Linked DNA regions of Homo sapiens: all the other regions are linked to region 4. A link is a contact called in ENCODE Hi-C or POLR2A ChIA-PET data. All regions are on one chromosome and are shown on one strand. The core of a region is the stretch at or near the end of the contact, and the rest is flanking DNA. Distances in the headings are between cores, read along the strand shown.

Region 1 (2,700 bases), core at 20-2,519, 950 kb after region 4:
TGATCCACAGCTGAACTCATACGGCTCCCACCTTCTGTAGCTGCTGTCCACTCCATTCCTGTCTCACCTCAGGTCTTGATGCAGTCCCCAGTCTTCCTTGTCCCATGGTTGTCTACTGAGGCCAAGGTGCTGTGTGAGAAACACAGCAGTGCCACTCAGGAATGTCTTGCGCAAGGTGGATGTCCAAGACTCTGCTGCTGAAGTTGTAGCAGGCAGCATCCATGTGTTCATCCTCCCGCATTGTTTCTTCATTTTATTTTATTTTTCGAGATGGAGTTTCGCTCTTATTGCCCAGGCTGGAGTGTAATGGCACGGTCTTGGCTCACCACAACCTCCACCTCCCAGGTTCAAGTGATTCTCCTGCCTCAGCCTCCTGAGTAGCTGGGAATATAGGCATGTGCCATCACGCCTGGGTAATTTTTGTATTTTTAGTAGAGTGGGGGGTTTCATCATGTTGGCCAGGCTGGTCTGAACTCCTGACCTCACATGATCTACCTGCCTCGGCCTCCCAAAGTGCTGGGATTATAGGAGTGAGCCACCGTGCCCAGCCTCTCCCACATTATTTCATTCTGTACCATGTTGTTGCTGAAGGAGCATGAGCTCTAGTGCCAGGCAGACTCACGTTTCCATCGGGGCTCTGGGACTTACTAGCTATGTGGCCTGCGGTAGGACATAAATTTTTCTGAGTTTCAGTTTCTTCATCTGTAAAGAAAAATGGGTGTGAATACACTTACCTCTCCCAGTTGTTGTATGGATTGATTTAGAAGGTGTAGACAGCTTCACTGTTCACAAGATTCATGTGATTCTGGTATGAGTAGTTTCCAAATATTCTGAGAGACACAGGAGTAAATAATGGATTCAAAAGTCCCTAGCCTGGGATTTTTTAATGTTATGAGTTAATATTTGAAAATCACTAACAAAAAGGTCTGGAATAAAAGCCATGTTAGTGTTATGTAAATGTTGTTTAAAAAAGGAAGTTCCCTTTCTTCTTCCTTCTATATAGTAAGGATCTTGAGCTATTGACTGAGGTTTCAAAGTGAAGAAATGGGAAAAACCATTTATATGGGGTTGCTAGTCACACCAGGAGTTGGGGGCAATGCCCACCTTGGTTGGATTCTACTGTGGTAACAATGGACCCCACAAGACAGCCAGAACTTCAAACAGCATGGAAGAGGTGGTCACTGTGCTAGCTGAGAAGTGAAACTTCATTGCGCTTTTGAAGAAATTCTGTCACCGAAACGAAAGAAAAACTAAGTGGATAGCAAGTAGAGTTCTGCTTCTCAAAGCGTGTAGTGATTCCCCTCCCACCCACGTAGAATAACCACATCTCAAGCACTTTCTTAAAGATCCCTGACTGTCTGACTAGAATATCCTCCTTGTCCACTCAATGTTTTTTTTTTGAAACAGAGTCTTTCTCTGTTGCCCAGGCTGGAGTGCAGTGGTATGATCTTGGCTCACTGCAACCTCCCATGTTCAAGCGATTTTCCTGCCTCAGCTTCCCCAGTAGCTGGGATTACAGGTGCCCGCCGCCATATCTGGCTGATTTTGGTATTTTTAGTAGAGATGGGGTTTCACCATGTTGGCCAGGCTAGTCTTGAACTTTTGACTTCAAGTGATCCACCCATCTCAGCCTCCCAAAGTGCTGGGATCACAGACGTGAGCCACCGCACCGGGCCTGTCCACTCAGCTTTAATCCTAGCATCGAGACCTTTTCTGTTATCTCATTTTTTGTCCCCTATTTCACTTTCCCAGATCCATATAACACCAGTGAGAAATAACCCCAAATACCTAGGGAGAAGTGTGATCTCACTGTGTTCACTTTTTCCCGAACATGAGCTCCACGATTGTTTCCAAACAGTAAAAGCAGTTTCTCCTTTTTATCTCTTCTGGTAAAGCTGCAGTTGGGAAGCAGAGAGGTTTGGCAGAGTTGATGGGACCTTTGGGGTGGTTTGTTTCCTATTGGAAAGAAAATGAGGGTAGGAAGCTGCTGAACAAAGAGTCTCTGCCTTGCCTTTGCAGGGCTGCTGACCCTCATAATGGGCAGAAGCTACTGCCAGCCTGCTGCATAGAGCTGTCTTTGCAGATTTAATACTTTAGTGAGGGGCTAGGGGCCTACTGCTGAGCCCAGGATATAGTCAGTTACTAAACCTTGCGTCATGAAGCCAGCTGGCAAATCTTTAGTTTTGTTCTGGTTAGATGTGACCATGACTTTGGTTTTTATTTACTTCTCTCTTTTGTATAACTATAAATATTTTTAGACTGGGTGCTACACAGTTAAGTCTGTATATATGATTTGCATTATCCAGTTTAGGCCCAAAGTCAGGAAAATTGCTGCCATGCAAGATGAGTTGACATGTTCCTGTTTTTGTGGCTAAGAAGCTTTGGTATATAGAATTAGAAAAATGCTCTCAATAGCAAAGACTTGGAACCAACCCAAATGTCCATCAATGATAGACTGGATTAAGAAAATGTGGCACATATATACCATGGAATACTATGCAGCTATAAAAAAGGATGAGTTCATGTCCTTTGCAGGGACATGGATGAAGCTGGAAACCATCATTCTCAGCAAACTATCACAAGGGCAGAAAACAAAACACCGCATGTTCTCACTCATAGGTGGGAATTGAACAATGAGATCATTTGGACACAGGGCAGGGAACATTGATCACTGGGGCCTGTTGGGGGGTGGGGGGCTGG
Region 2 (2,977 bases), core at 324-2,823, 580 kb after region 4:
CACTGCACTCCAGCCTGGGCGACAAAGTGAGATTCATCTCAAAAAAAAAAAAAAAAAAAAAAGGAGGGATAGAAGGTCTTGTGTTATTAAGACATAGAAGAAAAGTTAGTTGAGAATCTCACTGGCCACACCCCAAGAGGGGACATTTGGCCACTGCGGGTACATTGGGTGGTCTAGGGAATTGGCTGGGTCTGGGACACACTTGTTAAGCTCCTGAAACTTAGAGTTGAACAGAACAACAGCAGCTAGTATAACGACTTGAAAGGTCCTTTGATGAATTTTAATACCTGGACGCATAAATATTTGTGTTTGATACTTTTAGGCATCTGAAAGAAGTGTCTGATTTCCTTGCTAAGGGATTGGCCTCAGGAACAGATGCATACCAGTGTTGAAATTCTCCTCAGCCTCGTGACTGGCAGTGATTCTTGTGTATCTGCCCTCTGCCTGTGTTGGAGCTGCTAAATTGTAAGAATTTGTAAGTTGGTAAAATACTTCTAAAAACCCTCAGCTCCATAAATATTTTTAAATTTAAATTTAATTTTGTTTTAGAGATAGGGTCTTGCTATATTGCCCAGGCTGGTCTCAAACTCTTGGGCTCAAAGCATCCTCCCATGTCAGCCTCCAGAGTAGCTGGCACTACGGGCACATGCCTTGCTTTGCTCTTTAATTTTTTTTTTCTTTTTTTTTTGAGATGGTCTCTTGCTCTGTCACCCAGGCTGGAGTGCAGTGGCACAATCTCAGCTCACTGCAACCTCTGCTTCCCAGGCTCAAGCGATTCTCCTGCTTCAGCCTCCTGAATAGTTGGGATTACAGGCATGTGCCACCACACTTGGCTAATTTTTGTATTTTTAGTAGAGACGGGGTTTCACCACATTGGGCAGGCTGGTCTCGAACTCCTGACCTCAGGTGATCCACTCGCCTTGGCCTCCCAAAGTGCTGAGATTATAGGTGTGAGCCACCGTGCCTGGCCAGCTCTTTAAATCTTAACGTAGTAACACCGTTACTAATTTCTCAGCTGCTTTTCTGAGTTTAACAATTTCTGACTGAATGCTTTATTTATAGGTTGACAATTCTCAGTACCCCTAGTCAGCCAAATGTGTCTCTCTCCACAACAGAGACTCACCTTCTCGTGGCTGCAAGCTGTGCAGCTGAAGAGGGATTCTGGAGAAAGAAGGGGAATCCTTTTGTTTGGGTCTATTAATGCTACGCAATGTGCCTGGGTTCTTGGAGGGAGACATATCCCATTCTTCCTTATTCCCTCCCATTGACTATACAGGAGAAACTGTATGGAGCTTACTTCAGAAAAACTATTAAGTCCCAAAGATGTGAAGTGTTTTGAATTTTATTCAAGTCCAACCTTGCAGGGCAACAACTCAACACAGCCATTCCTGCTCTTTCAGGAGAAGCCACAAGTGTGGGAAGACAGGCAGCTAAGTCTAGGGCACAGACAAATTAGTCATACTGTCTGCTTAGATCCTGAGGGCCTGCGAAACCCTCAAGGTTTCCTGGTGTCATCTTAAGGTGCTAGTTATTCCATTCTGGCTGCCTTTTGATTCATTTGGTTTTCTGCCCACAGGCAAGCAGAGGCGAAACCAACCTGCCAACTCTTACCTCAAACCCATTGAGAGAGACCTGGGGATTTCCTAGGGTTTTATTTTTACCTATTGCTCCCCAAACAGAAGTTCCATTACACAGAAGCATTTCTTTTTTTCTTTTTCTTTTCTCTTTTTCTTTGAGACGGAGTCTTGCTCTGTCACCCAGGCTGTCATGCAGTGGCACCATCTTGGCTCACTGCAATATCTGCCTCCCGGGTTCAAGAGATTCTCAAGCCTCATCCTCTCGAGTAGCTGGGATTACAGGTGTGTGCCACCACATCCAGCTAATTTTGTATTTTTAGTAGAGACGGGGTTTTGCCATCTTGGCCAGTCTGGTCTCGAACTCCTGACTTCAAGTGATCTGCCCGCCTCAGCCTCCCAGAGTGCTGGGATTACAGGCATGAGCCACCGCGCCCGGCCACACAGAAGCATTTCTCAGTGCCTAATCTAGTTTGCATATCAACTATTATGGAATAAAGAAACCAACAAGACCTTGCATTGCACTCCCTGGGTGGGATGACATATGCCTATCAAGGCCAGAGCCTCCTGAAACCCATCTCTTATTTCTGTTGGCACTGCTCCCACCCAGACAGAAATGAGTTAGAGTGAGGCATTCTCCCTAGTAACCACGGGAAGTAGGATTTCTCCCTGCAGAGGAGCAAAGGAATAGAGGAATGAATATCTTTGACTCCTACTCCTGTTCACCTTATGGGAGTCTTCTCTGATCCCCACAGCTAAAACACCGTCACTTCTACCCCATTCATCTTTATGCTCTTATCTGGCTTTATCTTTCCTGTCTTTTCCCCCACCAACACTTACCTCCCCCCTGCCCTAGAATGTGAGCCCCCTGAGCGCAGGATCTGTCTGATTCATTTACTGCTGTATCCTCAGTGCCCGAAACAGTATCTGTCCCATTTCTGAGTGCACAAAAAAAAAATCTGTTAAACAAATAGGGGACCTCTACTATTGCCAGGCACTGTGTCAGACCCTGTGCATACACTATACATGTGACACAGGTAGGTGTTAGTGGCATCATTCTACAGATGAAGAACCCAGGGAGTAACAAAGGAGGTGACATAACTTCCTCAAGGTCACACACTTAGTAAATAGTTGAGCATTTACTGCCTCTAGAGGGTCTATCCTCTAGAACTTGATCCCTTTTGTCAAATGCAAGAGCTAAAGAATTGTCGAGTAGAGTGTGTTTCATTCTTGAAACCATCTCAGTTTTCTACCTAGGTAGAATTTAGGAAAACAGAAGGGATGGCAAATATATATATATATAAAAACAGAGGAAACCTTCTTGAGGGTTACAACTTAAACAAGCACAGCCCAATACAAAATACTCTGAACTAAAATCAAACAACAATTCTCAGTATCTCAGA
Region 3 (3,013 bases), core at 44-2,543, 980 kb after region 4:
GGCACGTGCCTGTAGTCCCAGCTACTCAGGAGGCTGAGGCAGGCGAATCGCTTGAACCCAGGAGGCGGAGGTTGTAGTGAGCCGAGATGGTGCCACTGCACTCCAGCCTGGGCAACAAGAGCAAAATTCTGTCTCAAAAGAAATTATAATAATAAAATAAAATAAAATTTCCTATTCTTCCCTTCAATTCTGTCAGTTTTTGCTTTCTGTAGTTTGGGGTGCTACTGTTAGGTATATATATGGTTATAGGTTTTACATCTTCCCAATGGGTTAATTTTGTGTTACCATGAAAGTCCCTTTTTATTTCCGGTAACATTAAAAAAAAATCTATTTTGTCTGATATAGGCATCACCAACTCCAGTTCTCTTTTGTTTACTGTTTGGTATACCTTTCTTTTGATCCTTTTACTTTCAACCTATTTGGGTCTAGTGGAGAGTTCTTATACTGCCTTAGGTTAGGGATTCATATTACATTATCATCATTAGTACTGTTATTTGACATTTGCTGTGCTGACTAGCTACTGCTGATAGGTTTTCTTTCCTCAACAATTCTGAGGCTCTATATTGAGTTATATTAGTACATCATCATGGAGAGTTAAAGGTAGGTAAGGATTATTTTCTGAACTGCAATATTGATTAAAGCCATGTGAATGTATAAGATTCTTAGAAGAGTTGACATTAAATCAAGGTGAAGCTGAGGTTTGAGCCTTACTTAAAGGCTGATATTTTCCACTCTAACTGCGGACAGTACTGTAGCACTGTTATAGTACCTGCTCTGAATGTTAGTCTAGCAACTCAGGGTCTTCTTCATGACAGCTGAACCTCAACCATGTGATGGTAAATGTGTAGCAGAGTATGCCTGGCATCCCACCTGCTCCTCCTCCCCCTCCTCCTTGACTGGTTCTGGAAAGCAAATAGGGTGTAACAATAGGAGTTCTGGAATGTTCCTGTGTGGGGCTGACCTTTGTATCGCTGTTAATCCTCTATTTTCAGACACAAAAATGATTAAGTTAAAACTGGATGAAAGTCTTTTCTGGGTCACAGGGCTGAGCTGCTTTTGCTCTTTGCAAATACAAAGAATTTAACAGGATTCTCCCCTTCTCAACTTCCTGTCCCCCACCCTGACCTTCGCACCTTCCCAATATGAGGAAAAAGCAGGAAGTTTTCCTTGCGGGTTTTTTTTATGATGACATGATGGGGCCAGTTGATCAATGGGGAAAACCCCATGTGGCAACACGCCTTCTGTGTACATTCCCAATATTTGCTATAAATAGGGCCATCCCAGGCTGCTGTCAGAATATAACAGCACTCCCAAAGAACTGGGTACTCAACACTGAGCAGATCTGTTCTTTGAGCTAAAAACCATGTGCTGTACCAAGAGTTTGCTCCTGGCTGCTTTGATGTCAGTGCTGCTACTCCACCTCTGCGGCGAATCAGAAGGTAAGTGTCGCTCTTTCCGCTAGCACAGAAGAAAGACTATTTTCATTTTCCTTTTAGCCTTGAGCTCAACTGGGGGTCCCTAAGGGATGGAAAACTGTTAGGAAGTATACAAGAGGTAGTGATGGAAGTTGTCTGCCCATGGTGGAGTGGAGGAGAGAAGAGTTACTGCTGCGGATCAGGCTTTCCTCTCTGCTGTCAATCTCAGCAGATTTGGGGAGTGGTGGGCTCTTAGAGATCCCTAAACTTCAGGATAAAGCCAAAGTGATGTTTCTGGGAGTGATATAAAGTGTGTAATGTTACCAGTAGATGGGGCCATTTTGAAATGTAGAGAATCCTCCTGTGTCCCCAACTTTCGTACCTCCCAACTTAATAGTTTTGGTAAAGTTCAAAACTCATCCTTTAGAAGTAGATTATAATACCTGACATCAACATCCCCACAAGGCATGGGGGACATTGCTTGCCAACTTTAAAATAACATTAATCCCTTACCTTACAGCATGTTGTAATCTGACTCGGGAATGTCCAAGTATTGCTTTATTGCTCAATAGTCACACAACACTTTTAGCAACAGGTGCATTCCTAAAAATGCACATTGAATTTTTTTTTTTTTCTGAGGCAGGGTCTAACTTCATCACCCAGGCCAGAGTGCAGTGGCATGATTACAGCTCACTACAGCCTCAACCTCCTGGAGTCAAGTGAACCTCCAGTCTCAGCCTCTTGAATAACAGGGACCACGGCCGTGTGCCACTCACCTGGCTAATTTTTTTACATTTTTTTTTTTTTTGTAGAGACAGGGTTTCACTGTGTTGCCCAGGCTGGTCTCGAACTCCTGGAGGCAAGCAATCCTTCCTCCTTGGCCTCCCAAAGTGCTGGGATTACAGGCATGAGCCACCATGCCCAACCACATGTTGAACTTTTATGAACAAAATTAAACATTCCTATTAATTAATAGGACAATTTCAAAGTGTTTTCACTCCTATAAATCATATTTCCCTTTGTAGCTCTATTTCTCAATACTTAGTAGCCAGATAATAGATTAAAATCTGCCAATTTATTCATTTTCTGCTTTTGGAAGTTTATCTACATAAGGGTTCCTTCAAGCAGTAGGGAAGGGGCTGCTCATATTCTTGAATGATTATAGTGAACTGAAATGAAATATTGTCAATTTGTATTTCTTACTGAAGATATCCCACTTATGAGAAGTCCTGTGTTTCTCAATTCTATTATTGAACCAAAACTTCTCGGCACACAAACTGTTTTTTCAAAGAACTGTAAACTATGTTAGATTGGTTCTCAACGACCTTACAAAGGTTTCCAAGACATTGAAACTCCTCCTCTAAGTGGTTTATTCGTCATATACATGAGATTCACTAGATTTTTCACAACTTAAGGTAGTTTTATAATACCAATCACAGGATAAGTTTATTCATGTGGATCCAATACCTTTCACTTTTTTTTTTTTTTAGCAGCAAGCAACTTTGACTGCTGTCTTGGATACACAGACCGTATTCTTCATCCTAAATTTATTGTGGGCTTCACACGGCAGCTGGCCAATGAAGGCTGTGACATCAATG
Region 4 (2,700 bases), core at 28-2,527:
AAATAGTAAGATTTTTTTTTTTTGAGATAGAGTCATGCTCTGTCGCCCAGGCTGGAGTGCATGGACGCGATCTCACTGCAACCTCTGCCTCCCGGGTTCAAGGATTCCCCTGCCTCAGCCTCCCGAGTAGCCGGGATTACAGGCGCCCGCAACCATGCCTGGCTAATTTTTGTATTTTTAGTAGAGACAGGGTTTCGCCATGTTGGCCAGGCTGGTTTTGAATTCCTGACCTCCGGTGATCCGCCCGCCTTAGCCTCCCAAAGTGCTGGGATTACAGGCGTGGGCCACCGCGCCAGGCCTGTTGTTGTTTTTTAAATAGAGACAAGGTCTCACTATGTTGTCCAGGCTGGTCTCAAACTCCTGAGCTCAAGCGATCCTCCTGCCTCGACCTCCCAAAGTGCGGGGATTACAGGCGTGAGTTACCGCGCCCGGCTGTAAGATAGTTTTTTCATATCCTATTAAATATATATAGCATTGCAACATTTAACTTAGCCTAACTCCTACAGCTAAACATAAAACTTGCTCCCGAGTAGCAAACAATTAAAATGGTATCAAATTATGTATTAATCGAAATTCTATTAACTGAAATATGAAACACCTAAAGCCCTCAAAATGGGCAAACGTTGCGTGGTGCAGTCCCAGACCCAAGCTTCTGGGAGTGAAAGGTGCACCCGCGACCTTGCCTTGCTGGCTGGCTCTGGGACTCTGCGATAAGCCGCCCTCCGGTTGTCTGCGATAGCTCCTGAAGCAGGAGAGTGTCTTTCCCACCCTCCGCCTAACAGGCGGTATCTGACCCTTCCAGGCAGCAGCTCCCCAGCCTCCGGCTGCGCTGGGGCCCGGAAGGACGAAGCTTCCCGGCAGAGAACCTGGGCAGAGGCGTCCGTTGGGTAGGCGGCCGCGACCCGCTCGCTGCTTCTCCCCTAGTCTTCGGGTCCCTTGAACGCAGGTCGCTTGTTTGCCTTACGCGTAGTCAGCGGCCAGTGGCTATTTATGGCAGTAAGGAATATTATCCACATTTCACATGGAGCTTAGAGGACAGGGCGAGGGTCCACACTCTCCTTACTGCGCTCTGCCGCGGTCCTGCCCCGCTGTGCCCTCGCGGCCCCCTTAGAGCCACTGCCGGCGCACGCGGTCTGCAGACAGCAGAGCGCGGGCGCGCACAACTAAGCATGCGCCGCGGCCGAGCCGTCCGCTTTAAGGCCCTCCCCTCCCGCACCCGGCCCCAGGAACCCGGGGCGCCCCGGATCGGGAACGTGCGTGATGACGCACGTGCGCGCGAAGACGTGGGGACGCAGGCGGGTCGTAGAGAGCGTGAGTTTCCGCGTCTGTTTGGTCCGGCTGCTGTCGTTGGTTGTGAGCGGCATCTCTCGCCGTTTCCCCGGGCTGCGGGAGCTGGCGGCCGGGCTGGGGCTGCTGGGCGGAGGTCGGCGCCTCCCGGGGGGCTAGGGCGAGGGAGGCATGGCGGGGCTGGAGGCACAGCCTCCCCGTCCGGGGCAAGTCCGAGAGCGGGGAGGGCGTTTCCTGGGGTAACTCCACCTGGGGTCTTGTCGAAGTTGCCGCATCTCCGCCGGACCGCACGGGAACGACGTGCCCACACTCGGAGGAAGGGGTTGGCGCTGAGCGAGTTTAAAGGGTTCCTTTTGAAAGCAGGAAGTTTGAAGTGACGTTGCATCAGCAACAGAGCATGCAGTTTCAGGTGCTCTCGGGACAGCTTTCAGTTTCTCAGAACAAGTCTAAGCCTCACCGCAGTAATAACTTTTATTAGAGGACAAAAAATCCGCCAAAGTAAACCCTTTCTGTCCAACCCCTAAAAACCTTTGGATAAACGTTTACAAGAAACGGATCACAGCCTTATTTGTTTTTCTAAACTGAGCATAAACTCTTTTGAAGACTCAGCGTTACTGTCAAAATGAATGAGTGCCTGCCTAGTTATGATTCAATTATCGAGGTGTTTGGGTCTCTGCAGTACACTCAGTGACTCCCAGGCTTTTCTTTTTTCTCTTTGAAATTGCTTATTAGAAGGCTTTATCTAATTTCTCACAGTTGTGTGTCTTTTTGAGGTAGTTCTAATAAACTTTAAAGGCTTCTGGTTTGCTGCAGGCCTGCCGTCGCTGTGGAAAGCAAGTATTCTTTCAAAGAAGAATAGAAGTGCATTGGTTTCTAAATAATCCCAGGACGCTAGGATCAGCATCACTTGGGAACTTCTTGGAAATGCACATTTTGGGGTCTTATCCCAAACTTACTGAATCAGAAATATATTTTAACAAGCCTTCCAGTTGATACCAATGCACCTGGACGCTAAAGTTTGAGAATTAATGGCGTAGTGATAACACCCATTGTGGAATCACATATAATGGAATTTGAATTGAAGTAATTCCTAGATGGAAAAACTTGGACATGTTACCTCACAGGGCTGGAATATGAAGATGCAAGAAAAATGTTTAACACAAAACACATAGAAAACCCTCAAAGATGTTATTAAGTAACTTATTAGAACTGCATAAAATAAGTACATAGTTTGTGCTGGAAGGATTCTTCAGCGGGGTAGATATGAGCTGTAGCGCATGGATATTGGGACTGCTGCTTAGAGGGTATTTTGTTTACCTCGGGATTCTCAATTCTGTGTAGTCAAGGTTGTTGGATGCAGGATATTCAGTTAAAAGTTAAAGCAGTGCATACTAATGCTATTGTGGTTGTAGG

What was found. A loop is a pair of places that touch in the nucleus more often than their neighbours do. ChIA-PET counts read pairs that join two places held with the same protein, here RNA polymerase II (POLR2A). Pooled maps may share reads with other maps.
Region 1: a loop to region 4 is called in a map with no recorded cell type, with 5 times the contacts of the local background. The contact joins the enhancer-like site here to the promoter of RHBDD1 in region 4. A Hi-C loop is called at or near these places in 1 of 168 maps with a recorded cell type or tissue (ascending aorta), 2 of 37 single-sample maps with no recorded cell type and 5 of 50 pooled maps.
Region 2: a pooled map shows a loop between it and region 4 (9-fold over the local background). The contact joins the enhancer-like site here to the promoter of RHBDD1 in region 4. A Hi-C loop is called at or near these places in 2 of 37 single-sample maps with no recorded cell type and 9 of 50 pooled maps.
Region 3: a loop to region 4 is called in a map of endothelial cell of umbilical vein, with 8 times the contacts of the local background. The contact joins the promoter of CCL20 here to the promoter of RHBDD1 in region 4. A Hi-C loop is called at or near these places in 1 of 168 maps with a recorded cell type or tissue (endothelial cell of umbilical vein) and 8 of 50 pooled maps. POLR2A ChIA-PET finds 5 or more read pairs at or near these places in 3 of 52 experiments (Caco-2, activated CD8-positive, alpha-beta T cell and activated T-cell).

Annotation. Positions count from the first base shown.
Region 1 is chr2:227,782,367-227,785,066 of GRCh38, forward strand. No RefSeq gene overlaps it. Among named protein-coding and RNA genes, the nearest start is that of CCL20, 30 kb to the right of the region's middle. Within about 2 kb of position 1,270, at least 5 of the 41 ENCODE cell types and tissues checked have a DNase peak (open chromatin) inside an H3K27ac peak, as active enhancers do.
Region 2 is chr2:227,409,983-227,412,959 of GRCh38, forward strand. No RefSeq gene overlaps it. Among named protein-coding and RNA genes, the nearest start is that of SCYGR1, 24 kb to the left of the region's middle. RefSeq lists an enhancer at 1,628-1,827. Within about 2 kb of position 1,574, at least 4 of the 41 ENCODE cell types and tissues checked have a DNase peak (open chromatin) inside an H3K27ac peak, as active enhancers do.
Region 3 is chr2:227,812,549-227,815,561 of GRCh38, forward strand. It overlaps CCL20 (C-C motif chemokine ligand 20), which reads left to right and starts at 1,294. Exons shown (of 4, transcript NM_004591.3): 1 at 1,294-1,439; 2 at 2,906-3,013. The coding sequence starts at 1,364.
Region 4 is chr2:226,834,777-226,837,476 of GRCh38, forward strand. RHBDD1 (rhomboid domain containing 1) reads left to right here and starts at 1,278. Exons shown (of 9, transcript NM_001167608.3): 1 at 1,278-1,311. RefSeq lists enhancers at 597-891, 731-800, 1,641-1,790 and a silencer at 1,061-1,590.